Linked DNA regions of Mus musculus: regions 1, 2 and 3 are each linked to region 4. A link is a loop called in an ENCODE intact Hi-C map of the cell type or tissue named here. Cell type or tissue: heart. All regions are shown on one strand. Region 1 has its middle 8.5 kb from the start of Mdrl. Region 2 holds the start of Mdrl (mitochondrial dynamic related lncRNA). Region 3 holds the start of Slc25a43 (solute carrier family 25, member 43). Region 4 holds the start of Akap17b (A kinase (PRKA) anchor protein 17B).

What was found. Hi-C counts contacts between places; a loop is a spot of excess contacts. Peaks named below come from ENCODE experiments on the same cell type or tissue, not always from the same donor. Only the 100,000 strongest peaks of a DNase experiment are listed, where the experiment ranks them.
Region 1: it touches region 4 in a loop (1.8-fold over the local background); 5 of 42 quality-filtered maps call a loop at or near these places.
Region 2: a loop joins it to region 4, with 2.6 times the contacts of the local background. A loop is called at or near these places in 5 of 42 quality-filtered maps.
Region 3: a loop joins it to region 4, with 3 times the contacts of the local background. A loop is called at or near these places in 12 of 42 quality-filtered maps.

The regions. Positions count from the first base shown.
Region 1 is chrX:36,804,747-36,812,746 of GRCm38, reverse strand. No RefSeq gene overlaps it. Among named protein-coding and RNA genes, the nearest start is that of Mdrl, 8.5 kb to the left of the region's middle. In heart, CTCF peaks have their summits at 1,169 (motif pointing left) and 4,636; a DNase peak (open chromatin) is centred at 4,866; H3K4me3 peaks cover 1,378 bases; H3K27ac peaks cover 1,430 bases.
Region 2 is chrX:36,815,596-36,823,595 of GRCm38, reverse strand. It overlaps Mdrl (mitochondrial dynamic related lncRNA), which reads left to right and starts at 6,396. Exons shown (of 2, transcript NR_131979.1): 1 at 6,396-6,870. In heart, a CTCF peak has its summit at 3,163 (motif pointing right); no DNase peak of the experiment used is centred here; H3K4me3 peaks cover 1,477 bases; H3K27ac peaks cover 1,425 bases.
Region 3 is chrX:36,740,332-36,748,331 of GRCm38, reverse strand. It overlaps Slc25a43 (solute carrier family 25, member 43), which reads right to left and starts at 4,700. Exons shown (of 5, transcript NM_001085497.2): 1 at 4,314-4,700. The coding sequence starts at 4,588. In heart, a CTCF peak has its summit at 3,267; a DNase peak (open chromatin) is centred at 3,321; H3K4me3 peaks cover 876 bases; H3K27ac peaks cover 845 bases.
Region 4 is chrX:36,640,168-36,648,167 of GRCm38, reverse strand. Akap17b (A kinase (PRKA) anchor protein 17B) reads left to right here and starts at 2,754. Exons shown (of 7, transcript NM_001081956.1): 1 at 2,754-3,118. In heart, a CTCF peak has its summit at 3,399 (motif pointing right); DNase peaks (open chromatin) are centred at 2,717 and 3,387; H3K4me3 peaks cover 1,137 bases; H3K27ac peaks cover 843 bases.

The sequences.
Region 1 (8,000 bases), 160 kb before region 4:
GTGCCTAGAGAGGAGGAGAGTCATTCTTTCTTTCCAATCCCTTCACTGACGCCTTATTGTTGAGAACAGTAGCAACACAATCTCCCGGCAAAACCTGGCTGGTTCCGTGTTAGGCTTGGCTGGCCAGGTAATCTGCTCACCCCCATGACAGCAGACTCTGTCCTTGACAGAGTATAGTCACCAGGGCCAGCCCAGTAGTCTCTTGTCATCCTTTGAGCATCCCCGCTTTCCCTCTGCCTGGAACACTCCTCTTTTTCTGCTTTCCCAACTTCTGCTCCTCCACTTTCACCATCTCTGGGTAACCCCTACTCGTCTGCCATTTGTACCTTCCAATTGTTCTACATTCGGCTTATTCGGCAGGACCACATTTCTTTATTATAACTGCCAACAGGAACAAAAATCCCACCAGCATGTCCTAAGTGCTGACTGTGTGGCAGGCATGATCTCATTTCTGCATGGTTTCACTGAAAATTCCCAGGCACCCTCTGAAGTGACCACTGGTTTTACTTTCCCCATTTCACTGATGAGAAACTGTGGCTCAGGAGGCTAAGCAGTGTGCCCCAGGCAGTGGAACTCAGATCACTGTGGACCTAGAACCGTGCTCTTAACTCTCAAAGGCAATGGTGGTGCATGCCTTTAACCCCAGCAGTGGGGAGGCTGAGGCAGATGGATCTCTGTGAGTTTGAGTTCAAGCCTGGTCTGTAGGGTGAGTTCCAGGGTTGCACAGAGAAACCCAAAAGTCCATTTCTTCTGTATTTCTACAATAATTTAGCCTGGATTCTGTTGAACATCCCCCCACCTCTTCTAGCCTTATTAAGGGGATGCAGACAGCAGGTCAGCCATGTGCTATGGACAGGAGGAAGACTAATAATGCATTGATAATCCAGGTCTCATACCCCAGCCAGGGCTTCCCCAGTGCTCATCACCACATCTCAATTTGAATGCCTCGGTGATCTACATCCCTTTTAATAGTGCAGGGAGAAGGATGCCTTCAATATCCATTTTTGTGCTTGTTCAGAGAGCAAGTCTTTCTGGGAGAAGATTGTCTTTTAAACATCATCGAAAAATATATTCAGGAACATTTCAACATTAAAAACAAAACAAAACAAAACAAAACAAAAAAAATGAATTGCTGCTAAGACTGGATTTGGCCAGCCATCACCTGCCCCCTTGTGGACGATGCTTTCCTGACTCTTTAAGGAAAGGGAGAGGAAATATCTGCAGTGTCTGACATTACCCAGCATCTTTGCTGACAATCGTGCAGTGCAGCCTGGGGATTGGCCATTCTGCCCCCACTGATCAGGAGTACCTTACAAATGTCTCCGGTTTCTTTAGTCCATGACGAGGGTGTTGTAGCTGGCACTCAACACTTGACTCTGGTGCAACACCACACTTGGCAGGTGCTGGTAGCATTCTGGCCCCTTTCCTAATTTTCAGTCATGGTCTTAAAAACACAAAACCAACCAAACAAGAGAGGAAAGATTCCCTCTTTCCTGCCATCCCTTTCTTGCTAATCCTATGGCCACCATCTCAGCCTAGAGCAAATACCCTGACTGTCGGACCAACCTTATCCCTGGACTTCCATTTCTTATGATAAGATACACATGTTCGTCATCTGATTCTCTACTTCCATGTCAAGCTTGCACTGCCTACAAGTCCCAACCTACCTGTCAGACAATAAATACATACTATCTGGCTGCCTGCTGTGTACAAAGCACTGCGCAGGAATGTGCCCCAGTAAAAAAGGTGTGATCACAATGGCTGTTGTGCTTTTTGTGTTTTTGTTGTGTTTGTTGTTTTTGTTGACTCACATAAGCTGGAGTCATCTGGAAAGTAGGAACCTCCATCGAGAAAATGCCCACAGCAAATTGGCCTGTGGGCAAGTTGGTGGGGACGTTTTCTTGATTGATGGCAGGAGGGCTCAGCCCTCTATGGACAGTCCCACCCCTAGACTGGTGGGCCTGTGTTGTATGAAAAAATAAGCTGAGAGAGAGCCATGGAGAGCAAGCCAACAAGCAACATTTCTTCATACTCAGGGCTTAGATTTCTGCCTCCAGGTTCCTGTCACGCTTGAGTTTCTGCGTTGGGTGCCCTCAGAGATGGCCTGTGAAAGGGATGTATGAGCCAAATAAACATTTTCCTCTCTAGCTGTTTTTAATCATGGTCTTTAACACAGCAAGAGAAAGCAAACTAGGGGCTGGTGAGATGGCTCAGCAGCAGGTAAGAGCACTGACTGCTCTTCCGAAGGTCCTGAGTTCAAATCCCAGCAACCACATGGTGGCTCACAACCATCCATAATGAGATCTGATGCCATCTTCTGTGGTGTCTGGAAACAGCTACAAGTGTACTTATGTATAATAATATATAAGTCTTTGGGCTAGACCAAGCAGGGACTGAGCGAGTGGGGCCAACTGGAGCGAGAGGGGGGCGTTTAACTGGAGCTAGTGAAGGTCCTCAAAATTCAATTCCCAACAACGACAGGAAGGCTCACGACCATCTGTACAGCTACAGTGCGCTCATATACATTAAATACATAAATAAACAAATCTTTTAAGAGAGAGAGAGATACAGAGAGAGAGAAATCAAACTAAAACTGGTGTCTACTGTCTTAGAGAGGAAAATGAGTCTTAGAGACACTAAGCAGCTTGCTGGAGGGCACCCAGGCAATGAATAAGAATGAGGACTTAAACCCTCCACACTCTTTGCCTTTTCCACCATTACCACACTCCCTCCATCAGATAATTTTTCTGGAACTTTCTCTGTGTGCTGGCTACTGGTTGGTCTTTTTATTATTATTATTATTATTATTAGTGGCCGGGCAGTGGTGGCGCATGCCTTTAATCCCAGCACTTGGGAGGCTGCCAGCCTGGTCTACAGAGGGAGTTCCAGGACAGCCAGGGCTACACAGAGAAACCCTGTCTTTAAAAAACAACAAAAAAATTTTTTTAAATTATTAGCACATATGAATTATATACATAGTAACAGATTTCATTATGAAATTTTCATACATAGTGTAATGTATTTCAATCATATTCACCCCCACTACCCTCTTGTCTTTGTTCCATTAACCTTTTTACCAAATAGCCCTGCCTTCTACCTTCTTCTCCCTGTCTCTGGTGCTGGTCACTGTTCTTTATGCTAAAATTATAGGGATGAACAAACCAGGCGTGTCTCTGGTCTCCCCTTTTAGAGCATCTAACCTCATGGGAGAGGCTATTTTTTGCTCCCACAGCTCTGTTCCTCCAGTTTCTGCTGGTCTATTTGTCCCAACTCCTCCCATTTGTAGGAAGTTTAGGTTTCAATTAGCTAAATAACATGCTCCTCCCTTCTTCCTTTCCTTCCTCCCCTTTTCCTTGATTACAGAAACAGATACTGAGAGCCCACGCAGGGCAGTCTTTTACACAATTAGAGATTGTGTCTAGTGGCACTTGTGATTTCCCTTTGTACCATCCCGCCTCTGCACCCTAACCCCTGTTGTGCCTTCAGTTCTCCCACTATCTTCTTCATGGTCCTGTGCCAAAATTACCAGGGCCCACCTCAAATCTTGCCTCCATGGTGGGGTCTCTCTTGACCCCTGGCCACAATCATCCTTCTCCTCTCTGAAGTCATCGAACAATTCCCTGGGGAACTCAAGAGTCAGAATAATGCATTTAGCACACATTTGGTATTCTGTATCCATAACTCTCCCATCTATATATGGATCTTTTGTTTAGACCCAGGCAGCATTTACTGAGTGTTTCTCATGGATTTCAACAGTGGCAAACCAAAGGTGGCAAACCTTTGTAGATGCTCTTCCAGTTAACAAAGAAAGGGCTGTTTTAGTCATGATTGTCACAAAAGCCGTTTCTATTTCATCTTTCAACTTAAAAATTACAATTCAAATGATTTCCTGAATATATTCTCATCAGGTGAGTGAAAGAATGATCTGACTACTGTGTTCTTTGATCAGCACCCCCTCCCATGACAGACTCGAAGATACAGAGGCAGAAGATGAGGTTCAGAGAAGGGACATGATGTGCCCCGGGTCACACAACTTAGTGTGCATGAGACTCCATCTTGTGCTGTTGTCATTTTCCCTGGGCTGTCTTCCAGAGGACAAGAGTCATGTTTATCAGGGGTTCTACGTTAAAGCTGGGGCTGAGAAATCTTTTTTCCTTTTTTTAAATCAATGAATGCCACCACCCCCACCCCCCCACCCCCGGGCACATGGCTTTGCTTTGCACAAGCCACTGTGCTCTGACGTGGGTTACACTGACCCCATCTAGTCAGTGAAGAGTCTTATCATCTATCTCAAGGCGTTATGTCATTGGGACCCTGAAAGTCTCCTTCAGGAACTTCTACAGCAAGTCGAGGCCCGTCAAACATTTTTTTGAACATATGCCATTGAAGGAAATACTAGGTATGCTATTGTCAAGGAGCTAAGACTTGCCTAACACATCCCACACACTTAGCCGACCAGCCAGCACATGCCCAAATTCTATATTATGTACTGCTGATGACGTTTCTGAGGGTTCAAGCCAGCAAGCGAATAGGCTGGAGCGGTGTTGGGAAGGCTTCTTGGAGGAGGTGGGGCGGACTGCAATCATTGGCAGGCAGCCTGTGTGGTGAACCGGCTGCGTGAAAAAGCGCGCCCTCTGTAGGTAATTTCAGGAAGGGCGGCTAGAAATCGGCCGGGTGGCCAAAGGGAGACGGAAGTGACGGGTACTCCGCTGCCGGCGCTTCTACGGGTGCACCACGCTGTGCCGCAGCCGCTTCCTCTGCTTCCCTTTTGTCCAGTCGGACACAAGGCGCCTTCCAGCCCCCATTACGCCCATCGCATTTGCGATTTCCGCTCGGGGCGTTCCCAGCCTTTTCCCAGCCTTCTCCCCTATTTGTCCTTGGTTTTAGGCGTGGCGAGCAGGGGCGTTTCCTTCAACTCCTCGCCACCCTCCGAACGGCGATTGTGTCTGCCACCATACAGAAAGCGCCGGGCCAACTTTCCCAGGCAAAGGCCCGCCATCTGAAAAAGACAGATGGGTGGCTACCGAACAGACACTGAAGCACTTCGGGTTTTGTTTGTTTGTTTTGTTTTTCTTTTGTTTTGTTTTTAACCAGGCTTCGGGTAAAATACTAACTCTTTTAATCCTCACCACAGCGCTAGACAGGTGGCGTTTCCCAGGCCATTTTATAAGAGAACAAACGGAAGTGCTGAGAGTTGAGTGTCTTGCCCAGCCTCCTGTGGGGCATTTTTAAAATTAATGATTGATGTGGAAGGACCTAGCCCAATGTGGGTGGTGACATCCCTGGGCAGGTGGTTCAAGGGATATATATTTATTTATTTCTTACTGGCTGCCTCAGTTTCCCAATCTGGGAAATGGTGATTACAGCACCTGTATTTTAAGACTTTTTGTGGGGGGAATTAAATAGGAGAAGCCACATTCAATTAGAGGAAGGTCCACCCTACAGCAAAAGCTGAAGAAATGGCAAAGAGCATACAAGAGAAACAGAGTGCACTGGCTTTTTAAGCCAGTCGGAGCCTCTTAAGTTTTCATCTGCCTTCTTTGAATGGGCTCAAGAGTAGGGCACTTTAGGCTCAGGCCTAGGGGCATGCCAGGTCTAATAAGCCCTAGTTAGTCACATGGAAGTGCAGTTGGTACAGCTCTAATGACAGTGTCCTCAGGTGCTCCAATAATGTGATTGCTCCTCTCCTCTTGGAGTGGCTTGAATCATCTTGTGTGATAGCCAGTGTTCATTACTGTAGCCAGCACAGCCAGATGCCCATCAAGTACTATATGGAGGGCCCTGTGTTAGAAGTTCATGAAGGAGTGGCCAGCATATGTTCAAAGAGTGGTAAAAGCATTTGAAGTGGAGTCATCTGGAGTCCACAAGGTACGGGGAGGGGAGTGTTTCATGCCCCTGCCTCTCAGATGAGCCTCTCATTTTGCCTCTTGCAAAATGTAACAAAGCAAAAGAAACGGTGCCTCTGACCAAACTCCTATTGTATCCATCTAAGCTCACATCTACTATATGGGTACAGTGTTAGGAATATAAAGAAAAACAAGACAGAACACCTAATGGAGACAAACAAGGAGATACTCAGTTGCCATACAATGAAACAATTAAAATAATTAGCTGAACAAATGTTTCTTAAGTATCTATTACTTGCTATGTACTGTTCTGCCCAGGCACTGAGGACACAGCTGTGAATGAAAACACATAAAATCCCTGCCCTTATGGAGCTGACAGAAATGGAGTACTCTAGTGGCTAGCGGAGTATAGGCAAGTTGGAGAGGAGGTGTGGTTTGAGCCGAACTTAAAGACCTGTGCATGGGCCCATAGCATGTGCACAAGTCACAGAACAGAGGGTTAAGTACGTACTATCTCTCCATCCAAGGTAAAGTCTGGTGCTGATGAGATGGCTCTGTGGATACTTGCTGACTGACTCCTACAAGTTGTTCCCTGCTTTCTGCGGGTACACAGTGGCATTCGGGCATCCCACATACAAGATAAAGAAATACATGTTTCAAAAAAGAAGAGCTACAATCAAGAGCAAATAGTCCAAAGTCGAAGCCTCCACATTTTTTTTTTTGAGTGCCACCCTGGCTAAAAGTGAAGGGCTCCCAATGTCATTTGCTCCTGGGTTTGTATTTGTTAACTGGGGCCTCACCCAGTAGGTTAATCACCCTAGCCGCAGGCTGCTATCCCGCAAGAGGTCCTTACCAGCATAGGCTTAGACCCTTCATTTAAAAGGCAAGCCTAGGGCTCAGGGGGTGTGTTCCAGCCTGGGGACTTGCTCTCTCTCACTCTCTCTCTCACACACACACACACACACACACACACAAAGAAATAATTTTTAAAGGCAAGCCAATTTTGGAAGAGCTGAAAAAATTTGAATAAAATAAAGCTTAAATTCAGAGCTTTAGGTTTGAGTATTTTGTGCACTGATGATTCCTAACTTTGGCTAAAATAGAAAACCACCCACGTGCTGAGAGTGGTCTCTGTAAGCAGTGCTTTTTATAATGCAAATTTCTTTTTGGTATCTGTCCAAAGGACTTTGTTGGTGGATACTAAAACTATCTGGTGGCTTTCATTGTTATTTTATTTTGACAGGCTCACCATAGGTAGCCTAGACTGGCCTTGAACTCAAGATCCACCAGTCTCTTAAATTCAAGAATTACAGGCCTACCATCACGCCTTGCAGGCTTCACTTTGCAATAAGTTTTATGGCTCATGGCTGACAGGTCACCTTGAAGTTCTCCTAGAATTCTTCTGATAAGCCAGATAGTGCTGAGCACATTCCTTTACCTTGCTACAACTCAGTTTTATCAACTGTGAAATGGAGCAAATAATTCCACCTACGTAGCAGGGTCAGTGAGCTGAATTCATGTAAACTGTGCTTAGTGCAATACCTGACATGGGAGAGGTCAAAATAATGGGCCTTGATCTTTGTAGCTTGAGAGGAATCCCTGGTATGTAGTTGTAGCAATTATTTCATCACGAGAAGCACATTCTCTTCAATCTGTCTGGTTCTAGAAACTCTGGAAAGAACTGTAGCCCCACTTAAGAAATAAGCTGAATATGCTGGGATATGCCTATATTCCACCCAGTACTCGAAAGGCTGAGATAGGAGAATCACAAAGATTGCCAGTTCGGAATTAGCCTGGAGTACTTAGCAAGACCTTGTCCCAACCAACCAACTAATCAATCATTTGATCTACTAATATAAAATTTACCTTCACACACACACACACACACACACACACACACACACACACACGTATGCATGCAAGCACAAAATTGCTTTCCAATTTTCCTGATGGAAAGACAGATGGAATGTGACATGACTCAAGAAAGACATGGAGCTGAAGTAGGATTATAATTTCTATGGCCAATTGTCTAATTGGCAAACAGGATGCTTTCACCCATATGCTCAAGTGCTTGTTACCCCCTGACCTTCATATCTACAGTAAGGCTACTTACTGAAAAGTCTTTTTAAAAGTTATTTAATTTTTTTTTTTTTT
Region 2 (8,000 bases), 180 kb before region 4:
GCATGTGTGGGTGACTGTTTCTCTGTGTAATCCTGGCTGTCCTGGAACTCACTCTATAAATCAGACTGGCTTCAAACTCAGAGAACTACCTGCTTCTGCTCCCAAGTGTTGGGATTAAAGGTGTGTACCACCACCACTTGGCTTAAAATAAAATTAAAAACAAAATTAAAAGTACTTGTGGGGCTAGAGAGATGGCTCAGTGGTTAAGAGTGCATGCTGTTCTATCAGAAGGTCTGTTTGATTCCCATGTCGGGTGCATCGGGCATCTGAACACCTGTGGCATAGACATACAAACACATACAAACATGCACATAAGTATAAAATCAATCTATATTTAAAGGATCTAATGATTGGGCTTGTGAGATGGCTCAGTGGTTAAGAGCACTGACTGCTCTTCCGAAGGTCCTGAGTTCAAATCCCAGCAACCACATGGTGGCTCACAACTATCTATAATGAGATCTGTCTCCCTCTTTTTTTTTTTTAAGATTTATTTATTTTTACTATATGTAAGTACACTGTAGCTGTTTTCAGACACTCCAGAAGAGGGTGTCAGATCTCATTACAGATGGTTGTGAGCCACCATGTGGTTGCTGGGATTTGAACTTTGGACCTTCGGAAGAGCAGTCGGGTGCTCTTACCCACTGAGCCATCTCACCAGCCCCTGTCTCCCTCTTCTGGGGCGTCTACACTCCAGAAGACAGCTACAGTGTACTTACATATAATAAATAAATAAATAAATAAATAAATAAATAAATCTTTTTTTAAAAAGATCTGATGATTTAACTTTGTGGGAAAGCATTTCAAACCTTACAAATCCTTCCAGGCTTCTAGGAGGGCTCACTGTAGTTGTGGCCTCCACCTGTCCCTTCAAACTCTGGCAATGCCTCAGCCCTATCACAGCTGTCACAAATGTCCCCAGAACTTTATCCCAACTCGTTTTCTGTGGTGCTTCTCTTGCACATATTTTGGAAAGGAACCATTGTGCATTCCTGATATTTATACGTCCTCCAGTATGATATTTCTCAAACACTACAGGCGTTTGGAGAGTGATTAATATGCACCCTCTGCCCCAGGCAGTGATGCTCTATGTATTTGCTCTGACCTCGCTCATCCTCTGACGCCCTTCCCTTGAACTACAGATTATACCCTCAGTTCAGATTCTGACCATGGTGTGCAAAAAGCCCCAGGATCTCCCCGCTGTTTTCCTTTCTTTTTCTCCAGTTCAGTTTTTCTTTTCTTTTTTCCTTTTAAAGACCTAGTCTCACTGTGTAGCCCTGGCCAACCGGGAGCTCACTCTGTATACCAAGCCGGCCACAAACTCATAGAGGTCTGCCTGTGTCTGCCATGATGTCCAGGTTATTTTCATTTTACTCCATTCCCTCCATTTACAGATTCTCTGTAGCCTATGTCTGGCCATACTGTTAAAATCTTGTATTTATGAATAAATTCAAACTTCCAAACCATTGCAAGACTTAAAACAGCATAAGAAACACCTCATAGGGGGCTGGAGAGATGGCTCAGAGGGTAAGAGCACTGACTGCTCTTCCAGGGGCCCTGAGTTCAAATCCCAGCAACCATATGGTGGCTCACAGCCATCCGTAATGAGATCTGATGCCCTCTTCTGGTGTGTCTGAAGACAGGGACAGTGTACTTACATATAATAATAAATAAGTCTTTAAAAAAAGAAACACTTCATAATCTCTTCCACAGTCATTTGCTGTTAATATTTAGACACATTTTCTTTGCCATGTGAATTTACATGTTCCGTTTACACTTTGCTGATGTGGGGATAGAAATTTAAACCCACAAACATACACACTTACATAGGAATGTATATGTGTTTGATGAATGTGTGTTATATTTATATAAACTACACACAAACACATACACACCCAATGCTGGGTGGTGGCGCACACCTTTCATTCCACCACTTGAGAGGTAGAGGCAGGCAGATCTCTGAGTTCAGGGACAGCCTGGTCTACAGAGTGAGTTCCAGGACAGCCAGGACTACACGGAGACACCCTGACTTGAAAAACCAAAACAAACAACAGAAAAATAAAAATTTCCTTCTACATAGCCAATGTTCTGTAAGTATCAATTTCATAAATGTAACTCATACACTATTTTACTTTAGTGCCTTTATTGCAGTTTCTTCAGTTGATACAAGTGTGTTCTTTAGAACACTTCCCCTCCAATTACAGGACCCGTGCTGGGGTCAGACTGAATTTAGTTGTTCTTTTTAACTTTCCTTAATGTAGAACTATTGACAGCATCCATATATTTGGTCTTTTATTTTAAAAAAGAAAATTCCTTTTGAATATTATAGTTTCCTCTCCCACTAACATTTTGAGCTCATGGCTCTTTCTGACTACGTTGGAACAGTGCATCTTTGTTTGATGTTTATTTGTTTTATATCTGTTTCATCAGTAATACCAATGTTTCTTTTTTCTTCTTCCTGAGAGCAGATCTCACTCTGTATGTGACTCAGGCTGACCTTGAACTCAAGGCAATCCTCTTCTCCGCCTCCAAAGTGTTGAAATTGCAGGTGTGAGCCACCGTGCCTAGCTAATGATGTCAGTTTTGACCACTACTTAAGAGTAGTAGGGGCTGAAGAGATGGCCACACAGTTAAAAAAGAAAAAGAAAGAAAAAGTGTGCACTGCTCCTGTAGAGGAGCCAGCTTCAGTTCTCAGTACCTACAGTGGGTGGCTTACAACTGTGTTTAAGTAACTCCAGTTCCAGGTACACCTTTGGCCTCTGTGGCCACCAACACTCACATGCACAAACCCACAGTCAGATGGTACATAAATACATACATACTTTAAAATAAAAATAAAGCTGTTTTTTTTAAAAAAATAGTGCACAATTTCTCTACTGTTCACTACATTCCTCCCTTGGCACAGAGTAAGCAATTTGCAGGAATTCCTTTAAAATCGGGCAGCTATCTTGCTTTTCATTGATCCCTTCCTGGACTTAGCTTCTAATGAACCAGTTCTTGTCCAGTCCTGTCTTTCATCATTACAAAATAATGATGTGTTTCCAGCTTCCACACTCCATCTGTAGTTACTCCAGCCAGTTTGGACCACCTTTGGTTCTCCAGTGCCTCCCAGGTTTTGCTCATCTTCCAGCCTGGGGAGTGGGGCATAAATTGCAGTGTGAAACTCTAGGGGGCGCCATTCACTCACACAGCAGCCATGTTCTACAGCGGTAGAGGCTCTGGGCTCTTAAGGACAATCCCCGCCTGTCAATTAATCATTCTCCCTCGCTTGCCATCCCTGTGGTACTATACACAATTGCCTTCCTAGTTCTCTGCCTCTCATTGGGCTAAAATTTTCTCTCTCTCTCTTTTCTTGTATGTATCCACAGCACTTAGGAGTACCCAGTTTAGTGTATGTGCTCAGTGGATGTTGCGCATGGATGTGTGTGCATACATACACATGTATGTTTAAATTTATACAACATTGAATGATTTAAAATAGTATAAGGGACATCTCCTAAAGTCTCTCTCTCTCTCTCTCTCTCTCTCTCTCTCTCTCTCTCTCTCTCTCTCTGTGTGTGTGTGTGTATGTGTGTGTGTGTGTGTGTGTGTGTGTGTGTGATTTATGCACATCATGAGTGCATATACACTAGTGCCGCTGTGTGCATGTAGAGGCCAGAAGATAACTTTCAGGAATCAGTTTTCTTATTCTGGGATCTGGGAACTGAACTCAACTTTTTACTTTATGTGCCATCTTACACATAGAGAGAGGGGGGGTAGAGGAATTGCTAGAGAGCACTTCACTGTCAGAGGACAAAGTCCAAAAGGGCCCTGATACAGTTGACTCATCCTTGTATTCTCTTCCCCCTTCCTCAGTATGTGGTATGGGACTTTGTTCTTAACAGGCACTCCACAAACGTTTGCTGAGTCCACGTGTGTATACTGATTGTTAGGACTATCTCTCCACCCACCCCCCACCCCCCCACCCCCCGCCATTTCTCTAGAACCACAGTAAAATAAACCCTGTGTAGGCAAGATCTGAGCTGGGTGAGAGGTGAGATGCCCTTGAATTGCTTGCTGTACAGCTGGGTCCAGCCCTGATTGAGCTTGAAGCCAAAGGAATGTGCTTGTGTGCTATCAGGGTCATCAGTATGTTTGGGGGGCACCTCTAAGGGAAATGGAAGGCTGTCAAGGACCCCTCTAGAAGCTCTGAAGCCTTCCTAGTTGATAGTCTCTGGTTTCTCTCAAAGACTCACCCCTCTGCCACCTAACCTAGAGGAGCTGACTGTGGATGCCCTTCTGAGGCTGTGCCACTTGGAAGGCATACTCTATATAAGGCTGATGCAGAAATAAGAGGCCTAGGAGGGGTCAGGGTGGCAATGCAGCCCCACATTTGAAGAGCACAGGGAACCTCTGGGGTCCCCGTTGCACAGTGCCATTCTGGCTGAAAGAGTTCTAATGGATGCTGGGTTGATGTCTTGCTGGGCAGTCTTGTGGCTTCTCCCTCCTCCCAGGTCTCCCCAGGCCTGCTGCCATAGCAGCACATACATCTTTGGGGATGCTGAGCTTTTAGCCCAGCTCAGCTGCCAGAACAACTCTTCCCTGAAGGCACCACTGGAGAAACTCTCCGAGGGTTTTTCTCAGCTCCCCAAGGGCTTAGTCAGGCTGTAAGAACAGCCCAAGGAAAACGGTAGCAAAGTACAAATTTTATCATTTTGTTTGTTTCGTTTTGCTTTCTAGTGCTAAAAATGGAACCTTGGGGACTCATGCATGCTTATATGTTTTACCACCGAACCCTTTTTGAAACAATGGATTTTCATGAATTAATCTTTTGAGACAAAAATCTCACGATATAGCCCTAGCTAGCCTGCAACTTGCTATGTAGACCAGGCTGGCCAGAAACCCACAAAGAGCCACCTATCTCTGCTTCTTAAACGCTGGGTTTAAGGGGATGCACCATCACTTCCAGTCTCGTTAATATTTTTTGTTTGAGACAAGAGTCTCACTATGTAGTCTGGACCAGTCTTTTTTAAAATATAATTATGTTTTTTGTTGTTGTTGTTGTTGTTTTTTCAAGACAGGGTTTCTCTGTGTAGCCCTGGCTGTCCTGGAACTCACTCTGTAGATCAGGCTGGCCTCGAACTCAGAAATTTGCCTGCCTCTTCCTCCCAAGTGCTGGGATTAAAGGCATGCGCCACCACTGCCCGGCTATAATTATGTTTTTAAAAAAGATTTATTTATTATACATAAGTACACTGTAGCTGTTTTCAGAAACCACAGAAGAGGGCATCAAATCTCATTACAGATGGTTGAGAGGAGAGAGAGAGAGAGAGAGAGAAAGCAGGAATAGTGCCTTGCAGTCCAACCCTCGGGAGGTGGAACTGGAAGGATCAGAGGTTCAAGGTTATCTCCAGCTCTATAGTAAGTTTGAAGCCAAACTGGATTATGTGACACTGCCTCTGAAAAAGCAACAAGAACCAACCAACCAAACAAACAAACAAAAAAACACAAAAAAAAAAAACCCACACACATTCGTATATGGGCAATACAAATTGAACTCAGTGGGTTTTTTTTTTTAATTTTTTTTGTTTTTGTCCCTTTTAAAAAGGGAAAACATGAAAGTGGGCAGGGGCTGGGGCAGTGGGGATGGATCCAGGAGGAATTATTAGGCAGTGGGAGTGATTGTGATCAAACTGCATTTTATATATTGAGATCATTCAAATATTGTATTAAAAATTAATAGGATATAGTGGCACACTTGTGGGGCAGAGGCAATCAGATCTCTCTGAGTTCGAGGTGCGCCTAGTCCACAAAACGAGTTCCAGGATAGCCAGGGCTGTTACACAGAGAAACACTTGTCTTGAAAAAAAAAAGAGAGAGAGAGAGAAAGAAAGAAGGTAGGAACGAGGTGGGAGGTAAATCTGTGAGTAGTTAGGGGCTGAGTCTCAAAGAATTAATAAAACGATTACACTTTACAAAACAACACATATTGCATTTACTATATGCCGGGCACTCTTAAAGGCTTCCCAGTCTTTTGACTCATTCATTGCGTTCCTAGCTTGGTTCTTTAAAAAGGGTCCAGCTGTCAGTCCTCCACGCTTTACAGTCAAAGAAATGGAAACACAAAGAAACAAAGCGGCGTGCCCTACAGCACACCATTTGTAAGCGGTAGAGTCAGAATTCCTGCCTGGGGCGACTCTGGTCTCTTTTCTATACCATTCTGCTCTGCTGCCTCCTTGAGCTGATCAGCCAGTCAGAATAGGGCAGGCTGAGAGGCAGCTGCCTCTCCTCCCTTCTCCTTTCTTCCTTGGGCTCTTTACTAGGGATCAAGTGCAGAAAGCCAGCCCTTCCGCCTTGCCATAGTAGTGTGGGGGCGGGGTGAGGTGGGGAGTGAGAAAGGTGGGGGAGGGGAGGAGGGCAGCGAGAAGGGGAGGCAGTGCTGTCTGGGAAAGCTAGCCCTGGGAGGGGCTGAGGAAACCTGAGATAACAGCACTGGCTAAACTCCTGCGCTTTAATTTCCAACTGTGCGGAAGGAGTCCCTGTGGGTGAGAGTTACCCCAGTCTCTTCATCCGTCCTCTTAGGGAATCATCAACTACGGAAGAGCCAGGCCTAAGCTCTGCCTTAATACTCTGTACAGAGTAGGGAAGAGAACACGCGCATCTGGGCACTCTGAGCGCTATCCCGAAAGAGAATGAATTGTTTATATTAAGCAAGGACAGAGTGGTTTTATTTTATTCTGTGAATTTTAGTCTTGGGAAATCCTGACTGAACCTGAGCCCTGAATGCAGACACTTCTCCAAGACAGTTAGGTCACCTTTGTGGTTAGTCAATCAAGTGACTGTTTCAAAGGCACACATAGGTTCTGCACTCTGCTAGTCGCCCTGAATATAAACGTGAGTAAGGATGATTTCATCGGGTCTAAAATGCTGCATGTTTGTTTATGCATGGATGGCCTCCAAGGGGAATGAGGAGGGAGGGGCTGTCAGAATGTGGAGGTAACACAGATGGCCTGTGAGAGGTTGGGTACCAGCTTGGGAGGGAGAGTGATGACCTGGTACCTGCAAGTCAGTTATGCGTTGGGACTTTGGCACTGTAGGGTTATACATGTTGCCCGTGCAGGAATAAGTGATTCCTAGTGTTGTGTTTTATAAAAAAAGAAAAGGAAGCCAGGGATGTTTGGTAGAGGCGCGGTATGGTGCTGGGGAAGAGGGTGCCTCTGCGGGGGCCCATGCTGAGGCATCCCTTCCCCCACTGAGGGACCAATCACATGACGAGTATAGTATGGAATAGAGTTTATTTAGGGCATGGGAAGGGAGTAGAGACAGAGGGGGGGTGGGGGGAAGAGGAGTAGAGGCCGGCCATGAACACGTGGAGAGAGACAGGGAGAGGAATGGGGAGAGAAGGGGCAGAGAAGGGAGGGTACGATAGTGAGGAGGGAGCAAGCAGCCCCTTTTATAGTGAGTCAGGCATACCTGGCAACAGCCAGGTAACTGTGGGGCAGAGCCTAGACGAAATGTTAATACCCAGCTTCACGCACAAATAAATAAATGAAAATGAGGGAGAGATGCTTATGTAAATATGTAAGAAAGCTAGATGTTTTGTTTATTTCGTTCCCTCCTTCCTGTCTTCCTTTCTTCTATCTTAACTTACCTTTTCTTTCTTTTTATTCCTAAATAAGCACTTACTGTATCCCCAGCTTGTTTAAAACTCACAATGTAGAGCCGGGCGTGGTGGCGCACGCCTTTGATCCCAGCACTCGGGAGGCAGAGGCAGGCGGATTTCTGAGTTCGAGGCCAGCCTGGTCTACAGAGTGAGTTCCAGGACAGCCAGGGATATACAGAGAAACCTTGTCTCGAAAAACCAAAAAAAAAAAAAAAAAAAAAAAACCTCACAATGTAGTCGAAGCTGACCTTAAGCAAGTGGGAGTCCTTCTGCCTCAGCTTCCCAAAAGCATTGTTATGGTATTGGGGTGTTGGCAAGGGAGGAGACAGGGTATAGACTGAATTGACAGTTTCTCTTCCTG
Region 3 (8,000 bases), 100 kb before region 4:
AGGCATCTAGGGGGAAACAGGCCCTTGGCTTACTAAAGTCCTTGAACTATCTTATTATGTTGGCTTGTTATATGAAGTGGTCTTATCAAATGTAGAAAATGAAAAGAAAGAATTGAAGGAAGTTCTTTCTTCCTAGCCTCTTAACCACCAATCTTCCCTTAGAATAGCAAAGTCAAGGGGCTGGAGAGATGGATGGCTCAGTGGTTAAGAGCACTATCTGCTCTTCCAGAGGACCAAGGTTTGCTTCCTACCACCCACATGGCAATTCACAATCATCTGTAACTCCAGTTTCAGGGGACCTGGTGCACTATTCTGACCTCCGTGGGTACTAGGAATGTACACATAAGTACATGCAGGCAAACACTCATACACATTAAAATAAACAGTCGAGATAGATAACCTCGTTAGGCTACCAATGGCATCACTATGGTTCCTATATCTTAAAATTCTTGCCTGTATCTGGGGCACAGATGCTTTTTTTTTCTCCAGGGAGGCTGAATGCACTAGTGATCTGCAGGAACCCCTTCCTGTCAGCTAGCTCAGATTCTACACACACCCCTGGATATATGTGATCAGTACTTGTAATTGCTAACACAAGCTAGCAGCCAACATAGCCCAACCCAAGCTCATGACTGGTTTATGTAATAAGGATATGGTGGTGGCTCTGAGCAATTCATAACTGCAGGGACCCAAACCAAGGCATATTCAGACAAACGAGCAGTTGTGCAATAAAGTTGGAGGAGGGCCTTCTTTTTGATGCATTAGAAAGCCACCCATTGTATCAGCTCTTCTTTGCTTGTGACGGAAGCATAGCACCCACTACTAACCAGCCATCTCCTTTCATTGTCCATCCAATCAAGCAGAGATTTTAGCTGTGTGGTAGTAGGCAGAGCCCTGGACTAAGGAGCCACAGGATCTGTTTTTAAGCTTGAGCTCAGTCATTGTAATTATAGACAAATTTTTTTTTTCATCCACTCCAGTCACTGATTACGCTGCATGTTTTGTTCCAATCAGACAGTGTGCTGTGATTCCCAGTCACCTGTTTTGCAACTTCGTGGTCAGGACAGAGGACAAATGAATGGATATACTGATTACCCATGATTGTCATCTTTATGTAGGGCAGATGCCTTCACGACTAATCAACCTTTCTTACTATACCTCGTCTTTCCCTGGAATGGTTTCTCTTCAGTTTTCAGAAAGAAAACCATCTGTCAAGAAATCAAGTCAGCAAACCCAGTCTATGTGATTCTTTGCTCTTCTGTCACCAACTTATCCTAGATCCTCGCAGCTGCTGCATGGTGCGGCAGGCTTCTAGCTACTGCTACCACCCACAGTCTTTCTCCTTTCCCATCCTACCCTACCACCATGAGACAATCACCCTCCGCCCTTGATTTTTTAAACCCCGGCACTCCCCCCACCTTGCATAAATATTTCCCACCGCCATCCTCGCATACCAAGTCTGATTTTCAGGATCTTATTCCAACCTGCTTTTCCAGCTGGCTGTGCTGCACGCCTTTCCTCTTCTTTGCCTGTGCTGACATTCCCTGCAACGCCTCATCTTTGCCTATCAGACTCCTACTTAATCCCCCAAGGCCAAACTCAGATATTTTCTTCTCCTCTGTGAAGCCTTCCCATAATCTCATCCCTCACCTGGTGTCCGTTTCCATAGCATTTGATTCATAACAATCACACACTACCTTTATGTGTGTGGATAGAGACATACTGGTCTTTTTTTTTTTTTAAACAAACAAAATGAAACAAAACCTAGTATGTTATAAACTGTGTAGGGGTCCATACTTCTTTCTTTCTTTCTTTCTTTTTTTTTTTTTTTGAGACAGGGTTTCTCTGTGTAGCCCTGGCTGTCCTGGAACTCAGAAATCCGCCTGCCTCTGCCTCCCACGTGCTAAAGGTGTGCACTACCACGACTTCTTTCGTTCTTGCATTTTCTCCAACTTCATGTCCATGGTGGTTACTTCTGTGTCCTAACTAATGTCAAGTGAATGCAGAAGGGAAGATGGCATGATGTGTTACAAACTGTACAAGGTTTGGAATCAGAAGGCCAAGTGGTAATACTGTCACTGATTTGAGGCGTCCCAGTGTGAGCTCAGTTCTCTATCAGTAGATACGGACATAGTGCTTCCTGTCCTGTGTCCTATGATTGTTCTAGGCAGGACCCAGAAGTTGTGAAAGCCAAATGATGTAAATATATAAGATGGTTAAAAGGGGGGCTGGATAGATGGCTCAGTGGTTAAGAGCACTGACTGCTCTTCCAGAGGACCTGAGTTCAATTCCAAGCAACCACATGGTGGCTCACAACCATCTGTAATGGGATCTGATGCCCTCTTTAGGTGTGTCTGAAGCAGCAACAGTGAACTCACATAAAATAATAAATAAATCTCTCTCTCTCTTTTTAAAAAAGATGGTTAAAAGAAAAGCCATGCCATTAGAATCAGACTTTGCAAATCTGTTCCCTCCCCCTGCTCCTTCATACACATTCTCTTTTATCCAAGGGAAGATTTCCCTACCACTTTGTGGAGAAGAGAGGGAAATAGGGAAAATTGAATCATTAAAAGTCAAGACTGGCTGGGCATGGTGGCACACACCTTTAATCCCAGCAGTCGGGAGGCAGAGGCAGGTGGGTTTCAGAGTTCGAGGCCAGCCTGATCTACAGAGTGAGTTCCAGGACAGCCAGGACTATACAGAGAAACCCTGTCTCGAAAACCCAACCAATCAAAAAAAAAAAAAAAAAAAAAAAAAAAAAAAAAAGTCAAGACTGCAGGCCAGATGTTGCTGGGGGAAAACAGCAGAAGCCACACACAATGCTGACTGGGGAACACTATACAGGTAAGGATGGTTCCATTCAGAGCATCAATTGCCGGGCAAGCCTCCCAGCCCTGGTCTTTCAACTAAGCGCTTGACTCTCCCAAGGCTGGACTGTGTTTACTGGGATGGGAATATATGGTGGGAAATAAAGCACACTATGCTGGGCGTGGTGGCGCATGCCTTTAATCCCAGCACTGGGGAGGCAGAGGCAGGCAGGAGGATTTCTGAGTTCGAGGCCAGCCTGGTCTACAGAGTGAGTTCCAGGACAGCCAGGGCTACACAGAGAAACCCTGTCTCAACCCGCCCCCCCCCCCCAAAAAAAAAAAAGAAATAAAGCACATCACTAGCTGCTCCAAGGCCTGGGGTTTTACTTCCAGCCCTGGGAACAAAGTAAAAACAAAACAAAAAGTGTCTTGACCACCTCCTGCCTGTAGGCTGCATGTCTAATTCAGAGCTAAGGCCAGTCTTTAGAGCTGGCCCTGTGCCTAGCGAATGAGGAACTTACAGACCATCGTCCCCAATAGGGAAACAGACCCTCCCCTCAGAGCCGTCATCACTGACTTCCTTTTTTAGGCTTCCTTTCTAGCTCCCATGCAAACATCCTTGAGCTCTTTTTAAGGTCACTCCCTTGCATCTTTAGCTCTTATTCTCGCAGCAGTGGTTGATGTGGGAGAAGGTGAGAAACCGCCGCCGCAGGATGGCAGCTGGGAGTGGGGGAAACATTAGGCTGAGGAGACAAGTCCCTGCTGGAGAAAGGATGCTGCAGACCCTGTTGGATCCTAAAGCCAAGTTAGGCTGAGATTGGAGATGGGGATGGTGGACAGAACTCTTTTTGAGGCAAGAGACTGGTCCTTCTTCCTGTACTACCCACTTACTCCTTAGGACACTGGTCTCACTTTTTACACACCATCAAGAGTGTTCTCTCCTGCCGGGCGTGGTGGCGCACGCCTTTAATCCCAGCACTCCGGAGGCAGAGGCAGGCGGATTTCTGAGTTCGAGGCCAGCCTGGTCTACAGAGTGAGTTTCAGGATAGCCAGAGCTATACAGAGAAACCCTGTCTCAAGAAACAAACAAACAAACAAACAAAAAAAACAAACAAAAAAAAGAGAGCGTTCTCTCCTAAGCCAGAAAAGCAAACATTTTCAAGTTACTAGACGTTGGGAATGGATAGACCTTATCGCCATGGGAAGCCTTTTTGTTTCTTTACCCCCAGATATCATTTGCTAATTCTGCCTCCTCCCAGAAAGACTCAAGAGGTCACAAAACTGCAGTTCACAGGGCAAGAATCTCAAGAGCATGTGAAAAACTGCTACTGTACCCTAGGGGCCACACATATGGCCTTGTAGCCCCCTCCCAAGGCCAGCCTCCACCCCCACCCGACTCCCATCCGGTTTTACAGAGGAAGGGAAACTGAGACTTCTTAGGATTCATCAGGGTGGCAGCTTTGCCATTCCAGTCCGATCTCCCGACCCCTCCCACCGGGCTCTTACTTTCGGTAGGCGGCCAGCTGTACCATGCTGCAGGGGAAGAGGCGCAGGCAGGCCACGCCATTCCCTTTCCACAGGGCCCTTGGCCCCTCGGACAGCCACACCCGGCGTCCGGTGGCCCACAGCCCCAGGGAGTGGCTTTGCACCTTGCCGACTTGGGCCAGCACAGTGGCAAGCTCCAGGGGCGCGGTGAGGCTGAGGCTGAACGCCCCGGCCAGCCCCGCACACAGGAGCCGCTGGCTGCCGGTTAACCGGCCATCCCGTCTCCACGTAGCCATCCTGACCCAGGCCCGTGCCGGCCACCTCGTGGCTGGTGCCCTGGGCTCGCGGGGGCAGTTAGAGCAGTCCGGCCAGGCCCCGCCCGGCGTGGGGCGGACTTGGGAGATGAACTGGGGAAGTCAGGCTCACACCCGAGCAGCGCCTCAGGGATAGGGTGGGATCAAAGGCGACTCTCTCAGGTATCTGAGGCATGCTCAGTTAGTGTGTGTTTGCAATGCAATAGGCAAGACCGAGGCTTCCATTTCCTGTTCTTTCTGGGCCTAGCCAGCATCACGTTTTTCTTAGGTATTCCCTTAGGTACTTTGCTTCTTCTGGGTCCCTTTTCACATTCTATGTCATCCCCCTTCGCCTGTCTATCTTCTCTTCCATAGGCTTCTTTTATTTTAAATCCAGAGTGCAGAAAAGACAGACCTTGAATAACAACCTGCTGCTACCTAGTAGACAACTTGTTAGAGCCTCCTTTTCAGAGACTATAGGTGTGCTTAAGGCTTTGGAACCTTACCTGCCTTAGAATCCTTAGCTCTGCAGATGACATGTCATAGGAGGGTAGGGAAGTCGATTGCTCACTTTGTGTCCCAGTTGCTTCACCTGTACTATGAAGATGGTACTTTCGAGGATTAAATGAAAATTTAATAAATGAAAATTTAATTTATAAAGATGAAATGAATAGTGGCTGGAAGAAGTAACCAGTCTGTATGTGGTGCTTATGAGGGTATGACTAGCTGCTGCCGTAGAGAAGAGGAAACTAAGACACGGAGACACTTGCTCAAGCCTGAGTGTTCACTACCTCGCAGAATCGGGGTTCCTATGTAGGTCAATGTTAGACCTAATAAGGGCCACACCCAAGGATTGCATAGTGGCAGTAGTACATACATTCAGTGATTCTGTTAGGTAAGGGTTAGGACAATATAGGTAAAAAGGTGATAACTGTGGCTTTGCCAGAATCTAAGAAGGATTTAAAAATATTAACAACTTTCCAATTTTATTTCTGTTTTTTTTAAAGGGCTCAACAATGATAATTACAAGGAAAGAGACAGCTAGCAAACGCACTGTTAGCATAAGACATCCCAAATTTGCATCTTATTTTCTATATTGATTCTCATGTTGCTAATGGAACCTTTTCAAGCTAAGCACATCCATCCAATCTGGCACACACTAATTGTACATTTTCATGGGATACAATATGATATCAGAACACATGTCCCAGCAATTTCAGGTTCTTGGTGGCTCATCTCACTACTGAAAAAATGGGGGAGATGGCTCAGTAGGTAATGTGCTTGATAGGCAAGCAAGAGGACCTCTAGCATCCATGTAATAGTTGGGCACAGTGGTCCATGTCTTTCTGAAATAGTGAACTCCAGGTTTGGTAAGAGAACTTGCCTCAGAAATTAAGCTGGCAGTGTCAGAGGGATGGGGGAGAAGACTGGAAAGAGAAAATGACAGAATGAAACCAACTACTGTGCATGCTAATTTTAAATTTAGAATAAATAAGTAAAACCAATCCATTGAAAAAGAGTGGAGATAATGATCAAGGTAGACACTTGATCTTAACCTCTGGCCTCTGTATGTACAGGCATGTACAAGCTCGGTCTCCACCCTTCCCCTCTTTGCACACATATGCACCAAAATAAGTGAAGGGTTTATTTTATTTTGGCCAGAACTGAGCAGACAAAAATTCTGAATCCTCTCTGCTTTGCCCATGTTAGTGTTATGATTTATAAAAGGTGAAGCAACAGGCTGGAAATAATGCATATGTAAATTTAACACTGAGTCCAAGCTATTAGAAGCCAGAGAGACAAGTCTTTACTCGTGAGAGACCAGTTTATCCTCTGGTACCAGGGCTCCTGTGAGTGGCTTATCTTCACCCCAGCATAGATTTTCCCAGGGGGAAATTCTAATCCTTGGGGCTTCTGTTACATAGATACAATATAGAGTGAACAAATCAAGGTAATTAGCATACCCATCACTTTAAACATTTGCAATAATTTATTGTAGATTTCAAAATAATCCAAAAGAGGATTTTTGAGTGTTCCCAACACAGAGACAAAGAAGCCATTTTTAAAACAGGAACCATTTTAAACCTTGGAAGCTCTAGGCTAAGAAAGACAAGGTCTATTTCAACCTGAGTATTTTCTTTTTCTAGGCAGATACACGGAACATTAAAGCAACTAGCAGCAAAGCACGTATTTGATGCCTTCTGCTTTTTCTTGATAAGGTGCTGACAAGATGGGCTCTTATTTTCCGCAGCTAGTCTTGCACATCAGTTAAGCACTGGGCGGGGCAGGGTTTCCGCTGGGAGCACTTATTTGCATTAGGGAAGCCTTGCTCTGCTCTTGGCAGCTGGGGAATAGGCTTATTTGTCTTGTCCTGTGAGTTACTGTGTCTAGCGGTAAGGGAATTTTCTAGCTGTGGAAAGTGGCAGCATGTAACTTTATAACTCTGCAGATGTAGGATTTTGTACACTTGATCTTAGCCAAAAGGCCGAGAAGCGATAGATGTAGGATTTTCAAAGGCATGAATTGGAATTTTGGACCGTGGTAAGGAAACCTTCAGGTACCACTCTGCCCTAAGCACTTTTGTTAGCACAACTGGGCCGGCCTTAAAGCTCTGTCAGGAAAACATCGCCCTGGGAGTGCAGCTGCTGATGCCTGTCGGGTTGTACAGAGGGTTGGTTCAATTGAATCAACTCAAAACACAAAACCATTTTCCTTTGGAGATGTGGAGTTGAGCATTGAGCACACTAGGCAAGTGCTCTACCATTGAGCTATGTCCCTAGTTCAGTTTGATTTTGTTTCAAGGCAGCTTGTATGGGAATTTCAAATATACCTTCTTGGAACTGTATTCTCTGCCTTTTTTGTTTGTTTGTTTGTTTGTTTGTTTTTTTGCACAAGTAAGATGTTCAAATGAGCCAGGCACGGAACCAATTTAAGTCTAGGAAGTTCTAGGCCAAGAAAGATAATGAAGTCTATTTTAACCTCAAATGCGTTTTTGGTATTTTTTTTTCTTCTGAAGTTAACATTGAGCAGTAAAATGACTAGCAGTAAAGTATGTATTTGATACCTTCTGTGTTTTCATGATAATGGGCTCACGAGATGTGCTCACATTTTCCCGAGCCCAAGTCTTGCTCATCTGTTAAGCACTGGGTATGTGATACTTGTCATGTCCTGGGCATGGAGCCCAGGGTCTCACACATGCTAAGCAAACACTCTTCTGGTGAGTATGTCAACTTGAGACTTAAGTCAATTCCCGATGACGTCTGGCGTTTGAATTGCGATGTGTAGACTCTAACTTTATTTGCCTTTTTTGGGGTACCTACTTAAAGAAGAGAAAAGAAAACTCTCCAGTGATCCTTGAGCCCCGCATATCTCGGGGAGTGTACAGCATGTGAAACTGAGGTATTGTGCTCAAAGC
Region 4 (8,000 bases):
TAATAATCACCCAGTGATACTCAATAGGGGAGAAAGAAAAGGCGGTTACTTTTTCCCAACCCTTCATTCATTTGGTCATATCTGAAGTCTAAAACAATCTTTACAGTTAGCTGCTGGGGGCTCTCCCCTCCCCGCCGCCCCTGGGTGTATTTAAGTGTTTCCTGGGCATGTGTGAAGCCATGAGTTTAATCCAGGCCCCAGCAAACCAAAAACATTTAGCAACCTTGATGTTTGTTTTCCAGTGCTAAGGAATCAGGGTTATTACTTACACCCTACTCAGGAGCTCCTGACAGAGGAACCCACTCCTACGCATTTGTATTTGTGTGTATTTTACAGGAAAATCAATGCACAAAAGTGTATTATGCCTAAGCTATGGGATATTCAACTCTAGATCTTATACATTATTTTAATCATACACACTTTTTATCCCAGAGATTTGACACATAATGAGAGCACATCTCACATAATTACATATCTGCACATATTTGCACAGTGCATAAAAAAGATACATCTATGATTTGTAGGTCAGGCAGAGGTTGATAAGGATCAACTTATTCTAGACTTTGTATAATAGGCATGCAAGATAACATAGCTCACTGGGGAAACAATAGGAATTTATATTAGAAGTATAAAGTGCTCTGAGAGCCGGTCGTGGTGCATGCCTTTAATCCTAGCACTCGGGAGGCAGAGGCAGGCAAATTTCTGAGTTCGAGGCCAGCCTGGTCTACAGAGTGAGTTCCTTTACAGCCAGGACTAAACAGAGAAACCCCTTCTGGGGGGTGGTGGTGGTGGTGGGGAAACCAAACCAAACCAAAACAAAAAACCACCACCACCACCACCAAAACCAAGATCCATTTTTAAAAAAGTGTAAAGTGTTCTGAGATGGCAGTAGAATAGCTAGGAATGAGGCTGGACAGGTGAGACCAGATTCCAGATTACAAAGGGTTTTACAAGCAGTGCAGTGGGTTGGGGCTTTATTCTAAGAGCACTGGAGGCAAGAGGGTAGTGGGAAAACATTAGCAGCTGTGATGGGCCTTTAAGTGGGGATGCAGTATGGGGACCCTATTGTATTTTAGAACCAGAGTTGTAGCTTCCGCTGTGAAATGGACAAGGGCAACACTCAGTGTTGAGAACTTTTCCCAGCCAGAAGTCGCCCAGGGGGCTCTGTGGCAATTGTGTAAAGAGGATGAGAGTCGGATAATCAAGCAGGAGGGATGATTTATTTAGGCCAGAGTGAGCAGCAGGGGTCTTGACGGAAGTGAATGAAATTAACATTAACCTCCACACCAGGTAATCAAGCAAAACCAGCCCTGTGACAGCTGCTGCTGTGAGAACCTCCCCAGGGAAGGAGTTGACAGTAAATCTCTTAAGTGTCAACTTTGTGATTTGTCATCTGAGAAAGTGAATTCCATGTTGATGAACTCAAAGAAATGTCATCTGGGCAAGGGTTGGAAGGGACACTTAGTTCCTGGTGTCTGTTTTCAAAAGATTTAAGGCAATTGGCTTACATTCAGAGAAGACCCTCAATTTGTGTCTTTGAACATCAGAGCCTGGAACAGTGGGCCAGGAGAATGGTCTTTAAATTGTTAGAAAACCATGGAGAAGGAGAGGCAAGGCTACCTTTGCTTATCCTCAGGCTAGAAGGCCAGAGACCAAAGTGACCATCGCAGAGTCAGGGAGTCTTGGTGCCTGGTTCCTGGAAGTTTCCCAGCATACAGGGTCTAAGCTCCTGTACTGGATACTGGACAAGAAGAAAATAAACCCACAACCAGTGAGTGTTCTCCTAGGTTCTTGCTGACTTCTTGATGGGGAAGATCTGGTCAAGAGAGTGGCTAGTTCTCAGCTATGACGGTGGGTAAGTCTCTCCGTGATGTTTTTTTCTCTTGTAAAAAATGTGTATGTGTCCACAAGTGTGTGGAGGCTACAGGTCAACATCGGGTGTCTTCTTGATTGCTTTGTTCCTTATTTTGTGAGACGGGGTCTCTCACTGAACCTGAAACTCACCAATTGCCTAGCTAGCCTGGCTGACCAGCAAGGTCCAGAAAGCCACACAGTATCACCACCTCTGGCCTAATTCCCATTCCCTTTGCAATGGGAATTGCAAACTCACCCTACCACATTCCAACTTTTACACCCTTGCTACAGATCTGAGCTGGGTCCTCATGCTTGCATCCCCCTCCCCCAGTCTTGGCTCTCTTTCTTTTCTTGTGCTTGTTCTTTATCGAGACAGGGTTTCTCTGTGTAGCCCTGGTTGTCCTGGAACTCACTCTGTAGACCAGGCTGGCCTTGAACTCATAGATCCGCCTGCCTCTGTCTGTGCTGGGATTAAAGGCCTGTAGCACTGTTCTCTCTCTCTCTCTCTCTCTCTCTCTCTCTCTCTCTCTCTCTGTCTCTCTCTCTCTCTCTCTCTCTCTCTCTCTCTCTCTGTGTGTGTGTGTGTGTGTGTGTGTGTGTGTGTGTGTGTGTGTGTGTGTGTGTGTGTGTAGTGGGTGGGTGTTGGTGGTGTCTGCAGTCTCTAAATCACATAATTAGGCAGTGGGGTGGGCGGTGAGTAAACTGGACAAAACCTTGAGCTAGTTAGAACCTTGCAATGGAATTAACTTTGGCCCTTGCTTGGCTGTACAGGAGGGGCGGGGTTACTTTAATGCTTGCTCGGGAGAAGGCGATTGGCCCTGGGGAAATCCTAGGGGCGGGTCTAGTCGGTGGTTGCCATTGGTTCTGCCGGCAAGTCAAGGGATGGCAGCGAAGGGGGCGGAGCTCTCGAGGGGAGTCAATTGGTCCGCTGGAGCCCACCAAGGGATTGGAGCAGGCAGGCGTGCAAACCTGCACCCTGTAGCCCCCAGCCAGGAATCAGGAGGCAGCCACCTGGAAGCTCACGGGGCCTGCAGCGGGGCGAGGGGCGCTCGGGGCGTTGGCACGAGCGCGCGCGCCTGCGTCGCCTTCTCGGATGCGGCGAGGACGACTCTGTGTCGCGACCTGAGCCATTCAACAGCTGGCCTCGCCCGCGGCGGTGGAAGAGAGCGACCAGGAGGGTTGATCCTTGACACTGCGGCGGCTGGAGGGAGGCGGCGGCAGGAGCGGTAGCGGTTCCGCTACCCCAGCGGAGCTAAGCGTGAAGGTACAGCGGCTGCTGAGGCTCCCGATAACACCCCCCCCCCCCTTTCTGAGAATCGACCAGGCGGCTGCGTCCTTCTGCGTCCCGGTTGGCCGGCCGCCCTGGCCTACCGGAGTCTTGGGTGCCTGGGAGGCAGGGCCGCGTTGGACCCTGAGTGAGGACTTGGGAGGGGTTTTGGAGAGAACCCAGGTAGCCAGGCCTGCTCTAGGTGGAAACCAGGTTTTCTAGAGATGCCCCTAGGCTTTCCCCCTTGGATCCATTCGGCTGCTCTCTTGGGTCTTGGTGCCGCACTAGGGGGCGCTGTGGCCGCTGCTGCAGCTGAGGTCACTGGAAGCTTTTCCTTAGGGTGTACTAGATTGCTTAGGAAAGCTGAAGGATGCCCTCCTCCCTGCTGTATGCAAAAGCCAAGGGCTCTGGTTCTCAATCTGCTTCAGTGACATTCATTCCAGTTAACCACTACCCAGGGTCCGTTGCCTCTGCCCACTGATGACCACCAAGGGCCTTGTGAGGTTCCTACCGTGGATGGAATTAAACTGCTTCTAATTTGACCCAAGAAAGCAGGGTAAACCTCTAAGCCTTTGGAATGCATAGTCTTGAGCTTTGAGTAGATGGGCAGAAGTATCAGGGAAGAAAGCAAGTTGGGGAGCCTCATGTCTTGGATACTGCTGTCTCTGAGCATGTTGGTCACTGGGACTAGTACCATTTTTACATTTATCACCTGCTTATGAAACCAGTCACTACCTGAGCACTTTTGAATGTCACTAACTCTAAACATGTGTTGATTGGAACCCTGGAACTCTGAATTGCAGTATGGGGACTACCTGGGTCTTTTTATTTCCCACAGGGTTTCAAAGATGGTACCCATTTTACCTGATGTTCTTCCTGTCTCAGATCTACCTTTGAAACCTCATACTGTTGAAATACTGTAAGATTGTGAAGTATAATTGATAGGGATGCCTTTTCAATTCTGAAAATGTAGTGGGGATCTCTCAAATTCAGTTTTTTAAAAGAAAATTTTTTTTAAAGCATGTGAGATTCTGGTAGCCACACATTTCTTTCTTTTTTTTTTCTTTTTCTTTTTTTTTTTTTTCTTTTTGGTTTTTGGAGACAGGGTTTCTCTGTATAGCCCTGGCTGTCCTGGAACTCACTTTGTAGACCAGGCTGGCCTCGAACTCAGAAATCCAGCTGCCTCTGCCTTTTGAGTGCTGGGATCAAAGGCATGCCCCACCACGCCGGGCTGGTAGCCGCATATTTCTGTGTTCTATTTTTTATTCCTGTGTGGGGAGTGTATCCTCTCAAAAGGATGGAGTAACTTGAAGCATGGGGTAACTTCCATGAAAGTGTTTTTTACTTCAGTTCTTGTAAAGCACATGGAAAAGTGGAATGAGCCTCCAGGCACTGGTGCCCAGGGAATACCAGCTGCTATACCCATCAGAGGACGGCTGGGGCTGACTTGAAGAGGAAGTATAAGGTAGAGGGTAGGGCATGCAGAAACCATCTTCTGCAGTAGGTGGACTCGAGGTCTCCCATTTATTCTTAACCAAATATCACACAAGAAAAGTGTGGCTCATTGGTCTATTTTTTTATATCATATTCAGGCAACAGACCCAAGTTTACTGGATCCATGTGTCATCAGAAGAAATGGTGAGGCTTGTTGATGGTGTGTGTGTATTGTGTGTGTGTACACACATGAGAGAGAGAGAGAGAGAGAGAGAAGAAGCTCTCTGCTGTTAAGGCTAGCTATGCCTTTTATTTTCCCAGCATGCACCCCTGCCTTTGTCAGAGAAAGGAACTTATGTTTTTTTTTTTTTTTTCAGAATGGAAAAGAAATCTTACTTTAATTATAATTATAGAATCCTTTTAAAGAAATAATATTTTATTTTTCTGTTATTTGCTTTGTTTGTTTTTTGTTTTTTCCAGACAGGGTTTCTCTGTGTAGCCCTGGCTGTCCTGAACTCACTTTGTAGACCAGGCTGGCCTTGAACTCAGAAATCTGCCTGCCTCTGACTCCAAAGTGCTGGGATTAAAGGTGTGTGCCACCACTGCCCGGTGAAATAGTATTTTATTAATCCTTTGAGAATTTCATACATGCATATGAAGTCTTTTAATCATATTTACCCCATTATTCCCTCCTAATTCTTCTCAGACTCCCAACACCATGTTCTCTTAAAAAATAACCCATAGAGTTAATTTGTGCTGCCTAGATAGTCATGGCTTGGGGACCATCCACTGCAGCATGCAGGACCCTTAACAAAAGCTGACTCTTCCTTCCTCAGAAGACATTAACTATGAGTAGTGGAGAGAAGAGTTTTATTGGTAGTGGTATTTTAAGAATTCAGATTCAATCTCCATTCAGGTTTACAGATTTTTTTGTTGTTGTTGTTTCCAACATATTCCTGGCTTTTTAAGAAGCTTAAAAGCTTAGTTGCAGTTGGAGGCAGGTCACAGTTGAAGTCAACATGGTCTACATGGAATATAGGGAGCATTTCTCAGAAGAGACAGTATAAGGACTGGGACATATTAAGGAAGTCCAGTGAAAATTGAGTAGTAGTAGCGGCAATAATAACAATATAATAATAATAATTCAATGCTTTTGGGGCTAAGTATTTGCTCATCTCATGTGATTCTTCAAAAAATCACACACACATACTCAGAAAGAGAGAGAGAGAGAGAAAGAGAGAGAGAGAGAGAGAGAGAGAGAGAGAGAGAGAGAGAGAGAGAGAGACTGGGCATGCTAGCTAATGATTACTATTATTCCAGCACTCAGGTAGACTCAGAAGGATTAAAGTCCTTCTTGGCTAGATTGGAGGCTAGTTGAGCTGTATGAGACCCTGTCTTAAGTACACATAAAAGATAAGAAACAGGAAACCCCCTGTAAGATAAGTACTGGTCACTATTAGGGGTTGAGTATCTCAAATCCAAAAATCTGAAATCTAAAACACTGCAAAATCTGGAGCCTTTTGAATACTGTCACAGTAGCACAGGTGGAAAAGTCCACGTATGTCCTCATGTGCTGGGCTGCTGTAAAGAAGCTGCATTAACAATATTGTATAAAATTACCTTGAGGCTATGCATACACCATGCATGGGAAACATGAATGAGCTCTGTGTTTCTATCTGGGTTTCACCCTCAAGATATCAGCTGGGTGGTGGTAGCGCATGCCTTTGATCCCAGCACTTGGGAGGCATAGGCAGGTGGATTTCTGAGTTCAAGGCCAGCCTGGTCTACAAAGTGAGTTCCAGGACAGCCAGGGCTATACAGAGAAACCCTGTCTCCAAAAACCAAAAAAAAAAAAAAAAAAAAAAAAGATATCTTCTTCTATAGAGATAGTTGTGAGCTCAAACATTTTGGACAAGGGATATTCCATGTGGATCTTCTACAGTTTAAACAGGTGACAGACCCAAGAAAATCCCCTAGCTACTTGATGGCATTTCAAACCAGAACTACTTGAACGCATTTTGGTTGTTGATTTTTTTTTTCTGCCACTATAAAGGTTCCATGAAGTAGACTTTGAAGGGTGGGTAAAGTTTGTATGAGAGGGCATATTTGGTGAGGGGAATCTTCATCTTTGGAAGACCTCAAAGAAGTCTGGATCAACTAGAATGGGGATATGAGCATAGAGATATGATACCCACTAGGTGGGGCTGAGGTGGGGAGGGTCTTGTTTTTAATGCCTTAAGGAGAATTTGTGGTTTGGTGTAATAAATTGAGCCTGCTGAGAAATTACTTATCTTGAGTGTGTACATATGCACATGTCACAGTAAATGTGTGGAGCCCAGAGGACAACCTCAGTTATCTGTCCTCACCTCTACCTTGTTTGAGATCTGGTCTTTTTGTTGTTCCATCCTGGGCATGCCAGGCTAGCTAGCCTGAGAGCTTGCAGGTTTATCTCACTGCAGGTGCACTGGAATTACTGACGTGCTGCCACACCCAGCATCGCGTGGGCTCTGGAGCTCCGTCACTCGGGTCCTCACACTTGCCTGGCAAACGCTTTCTCTACTCACCGAGCCATATCTTCAGTCTGGCATATTCATAATCTCTAAGCAAGAAACAATATGACAGAAGTAAAAATTGTGTGACTTCCCTGGGTCCCTGGGCCTATGTCTCTTTCCTCTTTCCTCTTTTTTTTCCTGAGGATCTTGTTCAGGTGTGAGTGTACTTAATTATTGTTTTTGATCTCTCTAAACCCCTAGGGAGTACCAAATGCATGCAACTGAGTAGATTCTTGGGTCTACTGTATAGGAAAAGGAAGCTAGGAGCTTTGTGAGAAAACCTGCCCCTAATGAGTAGGCTTTAGCCTATACGATTTGATTTCTGTTTTGTTTTATGTTTGAGACAGGGTGTTGACATGTAGACCAGGCTAGGTTTGAATTCACAGAGATCCATCTGCCTCTGACTTTCAGTGTTGGGATTTAGGGTGTAAGTTACCATGCCCAGCAGCCTGTACTACTTGAAAAAGCAACTGAATTGGGGGAAGGAAGGTCAGCACTGAAAAACTGATGATCTCAGTAAAAACCAAGACCTTTAGCTTATCTTGCAAGTCTCAAAGGCCTGGGTGATCTCACACACACAAGACTGAGCTTCACAGAGTGAACCCCTTCAGCTGGGTCTCTGCATTGCCTTTCTCGTGGCCCTGGAGTCTCTGGACACTCGTCCGAGGGAACCAAGCCCTACCTAGCAGATTCCAATTCAAGATTACCCTCTTGCCTCACTGTGCAATCAGGAACTTGCCAGCCGACTTCCCATAGCACTATCCATGTGGAATGAACATAGTCCCAGCTTGCTGGCAGGCGGCATATTTCATCATGGAAGAGCTGTCTGCCAGGAACTGAGCATCATCCCCAGGCAGCTTCTTTTCTCGGGCCTGGGACTGAAAGCCTGTTCT